Regions from separate parts of the Homo sapiens genome. Here region 2 is linked to region 1. The links are chromatin contacts, found by Hi-C in ENCODE. All regions are on one chromosome and are shown on one strand. The core of a region is the stretch at or near the end of the contact, and the rest is flanking DNA. Distances in the headings are between cores, read along the strand shown. Region 1 holds the start of ZNF426 (zinc finger protein 426). Region 2 holds the start of LOC124904635 (a long non-coding RNA gene).

What was found. A loop is a pair of places that touch in the nucleus more often than their neighbours do. Pooled maps may share reads with other maps.
Region 2: a loop to region 1 is called in a map of sigmoid colon, with 4 times the contacts of the local background. The contact joins the enhancer-like site here to the promoter of ZNF426 in region 1. A Hi-C loop is called at or near these places in 7 of 168 maps with a recorded cell type or tissue (CD4-positive, alpha-beta T cell, CD8-positive, alpha-beta T cell, ascending aorta and 3 more), 12 of 37 single-sample maps with no recorded cell type and 25 of 50 pooled maps.

Annotation. Positions count from the first base shown.
Region 1 is chr19:9,537,078-9,542,084 of GRCh38, forward strand. It overlaps ZNF426 (zinc finger protein 426), which reads right to left and starts at 1,568. Exons shown (of 8, transcript NM_024106.3): 1 at 1,498-1,568; 2 at 1,182-1,268. ZNF426-DT (ZNF426 divergent transcript) reads left to right here and starts at 1,589. Exons shown (of 2, transcript NR_134921.1): 1 at 1,589-1,921; 2 at 2,329-2,653. RefSeq lists enhancers at 874-1,609, 1,616-1,665, 1,866-1,935, 2,590-3,789.
Region 2 is chr19:9,792,814-9,797,864 of GRCh38, forward strand. LOC124904635 (a long non-coding RNA gene) reads left to right here and starts at 249. Exons shown (of 3, transcript XR_007067134.1): 1 at 249-340; 2 at 579-835. LOC100505555 (a long non-coding RNA gene) reads right to left here and starts at 367. Exons shown (of 2, transcript NR_148545.1): 1 at 121-367. RefSeq lists enhancers at 1-259, 260-760 and a silencer at 3,460-3,649. Within about 2 kb of position 3,523, at least 3 of the 41 ENCODE cell types and tissues checked have a DNase peak (open chromatin) inside an H3K27ac peak, as active enhancers do; they include CD8-positive, alpha-beta T cell and sigmoid colon, where a contact is called at or near this core.

The DNA.
Region 1 (5,007 bases), core at 318-2,817:
TGAGATCACACCACTGCACTCCAGCCTAGGTGACAGAGCAAGACTCTGTCTCAAAAAAAAAATAATAATAATAATAATGACAATCATTAATTAATCAAACATGAAACAGTGGCTCAAACAATCACCTACAGAATGGGAGTCAAATGATGATAAACAGTGAAAGTTCCGCAGTTCATTATCCATGAACCAAATTCACAAAAACTCTATAGGCCTCCTTCTACCAATAAGACTAAAACCCTAAAGTCACAAAAACCACAGTTCTGGACTCCTGGTATAGATCACACCTACTCCCAGGGGTCTCAAACTAGGGGTCCTAGGGCTGACTAGGCCCACAAATATTCAGTTTGGTGGCATCTGTATAGAATATTTAACTCTTTTTTTTTTTTTTTTTTTGGAGAGATGGAGTCTTGCTATGTTGCCCAGGCTGGTCTTAAACTCCTGGGCTCAAGAGATCTTCCTGCCTCAGCCTCTCAAAGTGCTGGGATCACAGGTGTGAGCCACTGTACCCAGCCAGCTTTTTTTTTTTTTCATTGATATACAATCAATGTAGCTTAAAATGCACACATCCTTCGTTTCTCTTTTTTTTCTTTTGAGACGGAGGCTCACTCTGTCTCCCAGGCTGGAGTGCAGTGGCACGATCTCAGCTCACTGCAACGTCCGCCTCCTGGGTTCAAGTGATTCTCCTGCCTTAGTCTCCCAAATAGCTGAGATTCCAAGACCCCACCACCACGCTCGGCTAATTTTTTTTCTATTTTTAGTAGAGACGGGGTTTCACCATCTTAGCCAGGCTGGTTTCAAACTCCTTAATCCAACCATCCTGTTCATTGTAAATTTGATTATTGTGATACTAGAATAATAAAGCCTTCATCCTTTCCCTCTGGAGGTCTGATTAAGAAGCTCTCTTGGGATGTACAGGCCTAGGAACTCCATTCGAAGATAATGAATTATTATTCTTAGTATTCTTTAGCAGAAAGACTTGCGGTCTACAAACGTTTATATTCACATACACAAATACGCACACCCTATAAACCTAAAAAGCATCTTTATCTTTCGCCATGAAAGTAATGGTCAAAAATAAAACACAACACAATAAGACGAAACCAAACTTACAGATGAAACATTCGTTTGCATAAGAGAAGACAGAAAAGGCCCCCTAGAACCAACTTTCACCCAGTGCTCACCGGAACACTCAGAAATCGCCAGGTCCCTGAACCGGGAAGATCCTGGGGACGGAGCCAACGCGGATGCAAAAGGCAGCAATTATTTTCCTGCCGGAAAAAAATTCACAAACGCTGCTTTGGAGGCCTTTGGAGAGGGGCGCACAGATGAAAACACCCTGCGGACACCGTAACTATAAACCCGACTCCTCCCGAGGAGCGACGGTCCGAGCGGACGCTAGCGGGCCCAGCAGACACGAGCAGAGCGGGCCAGGCCTCTCTAACGTCCGGGCCAAACCCGTCCTTCACCCCAAAACCAGTTCATCTCCTCGGAACTCACCCAGGCCAGTGAGGCCTTAACTCTGAAAGGCAAAAAGACTCTCAGGCGCTCACAGCCGGCGTCACAAAAGGAACGGCGCACCGCTGACGTCATTTACGCTCTCCGCCTCGGGCCAGGCGGGGTTTCGGGACTAGGGTTTCTGCCGTGTAATACCTCCTCGAGGCAGAAAAATTCTACTTTCCATCTGCTTGGCTGCGGAGGACCTTGGGGTGGGCTCAGCGTGGGGGCTGCAGGCAGAAATGGGTCCAGAAGGCAAGGTCGAGGTTAGAGCCAAGCCTGTGGGCAGGGCTACGGGCAGGGGGCGGGGAGGAATGTGGGTCCAGGCCCAGAGGAAAAGGTTGAAGTTATAGCCAGGCCTGTGGGCGAGGCCGCAGCAGGGCGGCCATAGGGGAAGGAGCCAATGTGTTATGCATGTAGAAAATAGGTAACTACGTCTTTTGCTCTGTTACTATTTCAACATTTGATGTAAAAAACATTTTCTATGCAGCTAAAAGAATTGTTTTTAAAAATAATTTCTAGGTTTTCTGCCTTGCTTTAAAACATCTTTTCTTTTTTTTTGAGACAAAATCTCACTCTGTCACCAAGGCTGGAGTTCAGTGGAGCCATCTCAGCTCACTGCAACCTCCACCTCCCAGGTTCAAGCGATTCTCCTGCCTCATCCTCCCAAGTAGCTGGAATTACAGGTGCATGCTGCCACACCCTGCTAATTTTTGTATTTTTAGTAGAGGCAGGGTTTTGCCATGCTGGCCAGGCTGGTCTTGAACTACTTGTCAGGCCTCTGAGCCCAAGTTAAATCATCATAAACCCTGTCACCTGCACGTATACATCCAGATGGCCTGGAGCAACTGAAGAACCACAAAAGAAGTGAAACAGCCAGTTCCTGCCTTAACTGATGACGTTCCACCATTGTGATTTGTTGCTGCCCCACCCCAACTGATCTCTTGACCTTGTGACATTCTTCTTCTGGACGAGTCTCAGGAGTTCCCCACCGAGCACCTTGTGACCCCCGGCCCTGCCAGCAAAAGATAACCACCTTTAACTTTCCACTACCTACCCAAATCCTATAAAACTGCCCCACCCCTATCTCCCTTTGCTGACCCCTTTCTCGGACTCAGCCCACTTGCACCCAAGTGAATAAACAGCCTTGTTGCTAACACAAAGCCTATTGGTGGTCTCTTCACATGGATGTGTGTAACATTTGGTTCCGAAACCTGGGACAGGGGGACTCCCTTGGGAGACTGGCCCCGTCCTCACCCTCACTCCGTGAGGAGCTCCACCTACTACCTCGGGTCCTCAGACTAGCCCAAGGAACATCTCACCAATTTCAAATTGGGTAAGCAGTCTCTTCACTCTCTTCTCCAGCCTCTCTCACTACCCTTCCATCTCTCTGTCCTTCCAATTCCAGTTCTTTTTCCTCTCCAGTAGAGACAAAGGAGACACATTTTATCTGTGGACCCAAAACTCCAGCTCCAGTCACGGACTCAGGAAGACAGTCTTTCCTTGGTGGCTAATCACTGTAGGGATACCTGCCTGATTATTCACCTACATTCCATTGGTGTCTGATCACTGTGGGGATGCCTGCCTTGATCATTCACCCACATTCCCTTGGTGGCAAGTCAATTGCAGGGCTGCCTGCTTTGGCTGCTTACCCACATTACAGCCCAGGGCTGCTCACCCCCACCCCACTCCACTGCCTTCTCCATGTCTCTACCTTTCTCTTTAAACTTACCTCCTTCACTATGGGCAATCTTCTGCCCTCCATTCCCTGTTCTTCTCCCTTAGCCTGTGTTCTCAAGAACTTAAAACCTATTCAACTCACACCTGACCTAAAACCTAAATACCTTATTTTCTTCTGCAACACCACTTGGCCCCAGTACAAACTTGACAATGGTTCTAAATGGCCAGAAAATGGCACTTTTGATTTCTCCATCCTACAAGATCTAGATAATTTTTGTCATAAAATGGGCAAATGGTCTGAGATGCCTGACATCCAGGCATTCTTTACACATTGGTCCGTCCCTAGTCTTTGCTCCCAATGTGACTCATCCCAAATCTTTCTTGTTTCTTTCTTGTCCTTTGAATCCTCCTTTTCTATGGACCCATCTGACCTCTCCCCTCCCCCTCAGGCTGCTCCTCGCCAAGCTGAGCCAGGTCCTAACGTATCCAGAATTGGTGGGTTCTTGGTCTCACTGACTTCAAGAATGAAGCCGTGGACCCTCGCGGTGAGTGTTACAGTTCTTAAAGGCGGCGTGTCTGGAGTTTGTTCCTTCTGATGTTCGGATGTGTTCAGAGTTTCTTCCTTCTGGTGGGTTTGTGGTCTCGCTGGCTCAGGAGTGAAGCTACAGACCTTTGCGGTGAGTGTTACAGCTCTTAAAGGCAGCATGGACCCAAAGAGTAAGCAGTAGCAAGATTTATTGCAAAGAGCAAAAGAACAAAGCTTCCACAGCGTGGAAGGGGACCCAAGGGGGTTGCCACTGCTGGCTCAGTAGCCTGCTTTTATTCTCTTATCTGGCCCTACCCACATCCTGCTGATTGGTAGAGCCGAGTGGTCTGTTTTGACAGGGTGCTGATTGGTGTGTTTACAAACCTTGAGCTAGATACAGAGTGCCAATTGGTGTTTCCACAATCCCTGAGCTAGACATAAAGGTTCTCCACATCCCCACCAGACTCAGGAGCCCAGCTGGCTTCACCCAGTGGATCCCGCACTGGGGCTGCAGGTGGAGCTGCCTGCCAGTCCCGCGCCATGTGCCCGCACTCCTCAGCCCTTGGGTGGTTGATGGGACTGGGCACCATGGAGCAGGGGGGAGCTCTCATCAGGGAGGCTCGAGCTGCACAGGAGCCCATGGAGGGGGTGGGAGGCTCAGGCATGGCGGGCTGCCAGTCTTGAGCCCTGCCCTGTGGGAAGGCAGCTAAGGCCTGGCGAGAAATCAAGCGCAGCACCAGTGGGCTGGCACTGCTAGGGGACCCAGTACACCCTGTGCAGCTGCTGGCCTGGGTGCTAAGCCCCTCATTGCCTGGGGCCAGCAGGGCCGGCCAGCTGCTTCGAGTGCAGCCGCCAAGCCCACGCCCACCTGGAACTCCAGCTGGCCCGCAAGCACCATGCACAGCCCCAGTTCCCGCTCGCGCCTCTCCCTCCACACCTCCCTGCAAGCTGAGGGAGCTGGCTCCAGCCTTGGCCAGCCCAGAAAGGGGCTCCCACAGTGCAGCAGTGGGCTGAAGGGCTCCTCAAGTGCCGCCAAAGTGGAAGCTCAGGCAGAGGAGGCGCCAAGAGTGAGCGAGGGCTGTGAGGACTGCCAGCACGCTGTCACCTCTCACTAATTCTTCCTCAGCCTCTGCTCCCTACCCTGTGATCTTTCTATCACCTCCCCTTCTCACACCCGGTCCAGCTTACAGTTTCATTCCATGACTAGCCCTCCCCCACCTGCCCAACAATATCCTCTTAGAGAAGTGGCTGGAGCTGAAGGCATAGTCGAGGTTAATGCTCCTTTTTCTTCATCCAACCTCTCCCAA
Region 2 (5,051 bases), core at 2,273-4,772, 260 kb after region 1:
CCTCACCAAGTCTCCGCCCCCGTCTCTCGGTCACCAAGACCCCACCCCCGTCTCCCCCTCACCGAGTCCCTGCCCGGGTCTTCCTGCCTCCACGTGGCGAAGCCGCACCTGAAGCCCCACCTGGTCGCAAAGGCTGGTGCAGGGGAAACCGTTGGTTCAGCTGCGGTTCCTGGGAAGGGGGTGCCGCTCTGATCACGCGCACTTCTGATTCCCCTCTCGGGGCTCGGAAGCGGCTGAGGGCTCTGGACCCGGTCTCCGAGGCGTGAGGCGGTGGGAGGGTCGGCGGCCGCGTCCTCCACGACCCTGGGGAGAAGTCCCAGTTTCCGCGCAGCCGACAACGGTTGGACCCCGTCCCTCCGGCTTCACTGGGCACCGTGGGGGCAGAACCCGGCGGCGGCTTGGGGTGGGGGCGGGACCACGATGGAGGGAGTCTGTTGGGCGGGACCTCGAAATGCCTCTGCTCGCTTTCCTCTGCATTCATGCGGCTTGTACGAGGATGCGCTGTTTCCTGGTGGTTTGTTATACGGCAGTAGATAACTGATACATCTCTCTTCACTACTTTGTTTGCGTTTTTATAGGTCAGGGTCTTCCTCTGTCGCACAGGCTGGAGTGCAGTGGCTCGATCACGGCTCACGGAAACCTCCAATCCCTGGGCTCAAGCGATCTTCCCTCAAATTCAACAGTAGCTGGAACTACAGGCTCGTGACACCACAGCAGGCTAATTTTTAAATTTTTCGTGGAGATGGGAGGTCACACTATATTGCCCAGGCTGGTCGCGAACTCCTGAGCTCAAGCGATCTTCCCTCTTTGGCGTCCCAAAGAGCTGAGATTGCAGGTATGAACCACCGCACCGGGCCCATTCTCAACATCTCTCAACAAACTGATAAAGAGCATGTAAAAAAATCTACAGCTAACATTGTAGTGAAATACTGAAAACTGTTCTAAGCTCAGGAGTACAGCAACGATGCCCACTCTCACGAATTCTATCAAGCATTGTAGTTACGGCCACGCGCGGCTCACGCCTGAGATCCTAACACTTTGGAAGGAAGATCGCTTTGAGTTCAGGAGTTTGAGACCAGCCTGGGCAAGATGGCAAAACCCTGTCTCAATTTTAAAAAATACAAAAATTAGCCAGGCATGGTGATGCATGTCTATAGTCCCAGCTACTTCGGAGACTGACACAGGAGGATCACTTGAGCCCGGAGGCAGAGGTTGTAGTGAGCTGAGATGGCAACATTGCACTCCAGCTGGGGCGACAGAGGAAGGCCCTGTCTGAAAAAGAAATTGGAAGAAACATTATCTACATTTCTTTTCTGCCATTATTTACAGACAACATAATTGTCTAAGTGGGAGATCCAAAAGAATCTAAATTGTTACACATAATGTGCGGGTTAGCAAGAATAGTGGCTAAAAACTCAATATGCAAAGATAATTGTCTTGTCTCTCTCTTTTTTTTTTTTTTTTTTTTTTTTTGACGGAGTCTTGCTCTGTCGCCCAGGCTGGAATGCAGTGGCTTGATCTTGGCTTGCTGCAACCTCCACCTCCCTGGTTCAAGCGATTCTCCTGCCTCAGGCCCCTGAGTAGCTGGGATTACAGGCGCATGCCACCACGCCCAGCTAATTTTTGTATGTTTTTAGTAGAGACGGGGCTTCGCCACGTTGGCAAGGCCGGTCTGGAACTCCTGACCTCAGGTATTCCGCTGGCCTCGGCATCCCAAAGTGCTGGGATTACAGGCGTGAGGCACCGCACCCGGCCGACTTGTCTCTTTTAACAGCAATATTACAACAGCAATAAAATAAGTAGAAATAAATACAACAAAAAAGTATGCAATATCTCTTCCGAGAAATTTGTAAACTACTATTGAAAGAAATCAAAGATGACCTAGATCAATGGATAGACCTTCCTTGTTGATGGATTAGAAGTTTCAATATAAAGACTTGAATTCTTCTTACTTAATATAGAAAGTTAACAAGTTTTCAGTCAAAATAACATGTTTGATGAGGAACCTGATCTACTTATAATAAAATGTATGTATGTGGAGGTACAAAATACTCCTGAAGAACTGTTGGCACTTACCCTACAGACATTAAGAAATAGAAAGACAGGGTCGGGCACGGTGGCTTACGCCTGTAATCCCAACACTTTGGGAGGCCGAGGCGGGCGGTTCACCAGGTCAGGAGATCGAGACCATCCTGGCTGACACGGTGAAACCCCGTCTCTACTAAAAATACAAAAAATAGCCGGGCGTGGTGGCAGGCACCTGTGGTCCCAGCTACTCAGGAGGCTGAGGCAGGAGAATGGCATGAACCCGGGAGGTGGAGCTTGCAGTGAGCAGAGATCGTGCCACTGCACTCCAGCCTGGGCGACAGAGCGAGACTCCGTCGCAAAAAAAAAGACAGTAATATTGGTGTAGTGGTAAATAAATTAAACCAATAAATAGAATAGAAAGCCCCAAAATACACCCTTATGAATGAGGTGTGTTCTTGGCCATTATGAATAATGCTGCTATAAACGTGGGTGGTCAAATATCTTTTTGAGAGCCTGTTTTCCATTCTTTTAGATATATACCCAGAAGTGGGATTGCTAGACCATGTGATAATACCAATTTTAATTTTTTGAACCACTGCCATACTGGTTTTCATAGCTGCTGCACCGTTTTATAGTCTCACTAACAGTGCACAGGTGGGCCAGGTGTGCTGGTTTTCATGCCTGTAATCCCAGCACTTTGGGAGGCTGAGGTGGATGGATCACCTGAATTCAGGAGGTCAGGACCAGCCTGGCTACATGGTGAAACCCTGTGTCTATTAAAAATACAAAAGAATTAGCTGGGTGTGTTGAGTCCCAGCTACTTGGGAGACTAAGGCAGGAGAATCGCTTGAACCCAGGAGGTGGAGGTTGCAGTGAGCCGAGATCTCGCCAGTGCACTCCAGCCTGGGCAACAGAGCAAGACTCTGTCTCAAAAAAAAAAAAAAAAAAAAAAAAAAAAAGAATTCACAACACAATGACTGTGTTAACAATGTTGTTGAAGTTCATCCTAAGTTTGGTAATTGGGGTGGCCATTTGTGTTAACTAATTGCCTTTATCCAAATGAAAAATAAAAATTCTTATATCCTTTTGGCAAGCAGGCAGTTTTAGCTTATAAGCAGGTGCCTAAGGAAATAGAAGTGTGCTACTGATGCAGGTAAGTGCCATCATTGGGGATTCACCCAGGAAAGAATTCAACTGGTGGTGCTACACAAGGATCTTTCATTCACTCAGAGTTGCTTTTTCCAGAGTACAGCTAAAACCTATGCAGTGTGCCCAGAATCAGCATTTTGTGCTGTTGGCTAGCTATAGTTATACTCACTTTTAATTACATGCAAATTAAGGGGTGTGCCATGCAGAACTTTCTAGAAAGGAGGCTATAACTTCCAGGTGATTGTTGTGGAAGTGAATGGTAACTTTCATGTTGTTGCCATGGTACTTATCAACTGTCATGGCTCTGGTAGGAGTGTCTTACCCTAACAAGCAAGGAGAGCAACTAGAGATGGCTTTTGGTGCCATCTGCTGGTTCCCGGTGGCTTCTTCACTTTATCCTGTTGGGACCAGGAAACAAAGTAAGTCCTACCCAGTCTCCTACCTCACTATGGTCTGAAGGTTGTATGTTGTGTGTGTCCTGCCTCCACACCACCACTCCGCAAAGCCAAATGCTTAAATCCTAACCGCAGAAGTGATGAAATTAGGATATGAGGCCTTAGGGAGGTGATTAGATCATGAGGGCGGGGCCTTCGTTAATGGATTTACTAGCAAGTTTGTCCAAGTCGCCTTATTTTGTTGTTGTTGTCTTGTTTTGTTTTGTTTTAGACTTGTAGCAGCCTGAAGCCATGGTTTTTAGTTTCTGTTTCTAGTGATAAGTGGAAAAGAGGGATGAGGAAGAGGCTTTGCAGGCCCAACCAGAAACAAAAACTAACAACCCATAACTGTATTCTTGAACACCCCTGTATGGGATTGGCCGTGGAGACTTTCTCACCCCTTCTATCATGTGATTATGAGGTATGAGGTAGGAAATGTCTTTGTGTTTAAGGAGGGACTGTTCTGAACGTCCATGCTGATTCCCACTGAAGACGTTAAACTCTAGAGTCTGTGGGAAAAGGAAGAAGCTTAATTGAATGTCTTTCTTTTTTCTTTCTTTTTTTTTTTTTTTTTTTTGAAGCTGAGTCTCACTCTGTTGCCCAGGCTGGAGTGCAGTGGCGCGATCTCGGCTCACTGCAACCTCCACCTCCGGGTTCAAGTGATTCTCCTTCCTCAGCCTCCCGAGTAGCTGGGATTACAGGTGCATGCCACCACACCTGGCTAATTTTTTATTTTTAGTAGAGATGGAGTTTCACCATGTTGGCCAGGCTGGTCTCAAACTCCTGACCTCATGTGATCTGCCCGTCTCAGCCTCCCAAAGTGCTGGGATTACAGGGGTGAGCCACCGCGCACGACCTGAATGTCTTTTTTTTTTTTTTTTTGAGACGGAGTCTCACTCTGTCACCCAGGCTGGAGTGCAGTGGCGCGATATCGGCTCACTGCAACCTCCGCCTCCCAGGTTCAAGCGATTCTCCTGCCTGAGCCTCCCGAGTAGCTGGGACTACATGCACCTGCCACCACGCCCAGCTAATCTTTTGTGTTTTGTTTTTAGTAGAGACGGGGTTTCACTGTGTTAGCCAGGATGGTCTCGATCTGCTCACCTCGTGATCCACCCGCCTCGGTCTCCCAAAGTGCTGGGATTACAGGCGTGAGCCACCGCGCCTAGCTGAATGTCTTTCTTACGAGCCCTGGGTACTGGGCTTGAAACCACCTTTGCAAAAATTATAACTGAGAAACTGATTACAGGGAAAGAGATCTGACCAAACTAACTGCATCTTGCTTCTAACCTCCACACTGTCCTTGTTCATTCCTGGACATAGGCCAAACTAAGTTTGGGATGAACTTAGTTTATAGTTTAACTTTGAAACAAAAACAACAATAATGCTTTCCCAAAACAAACCTCCTTTTCCCTGGAGACTAGACTGCCTTTGCAGGACTAA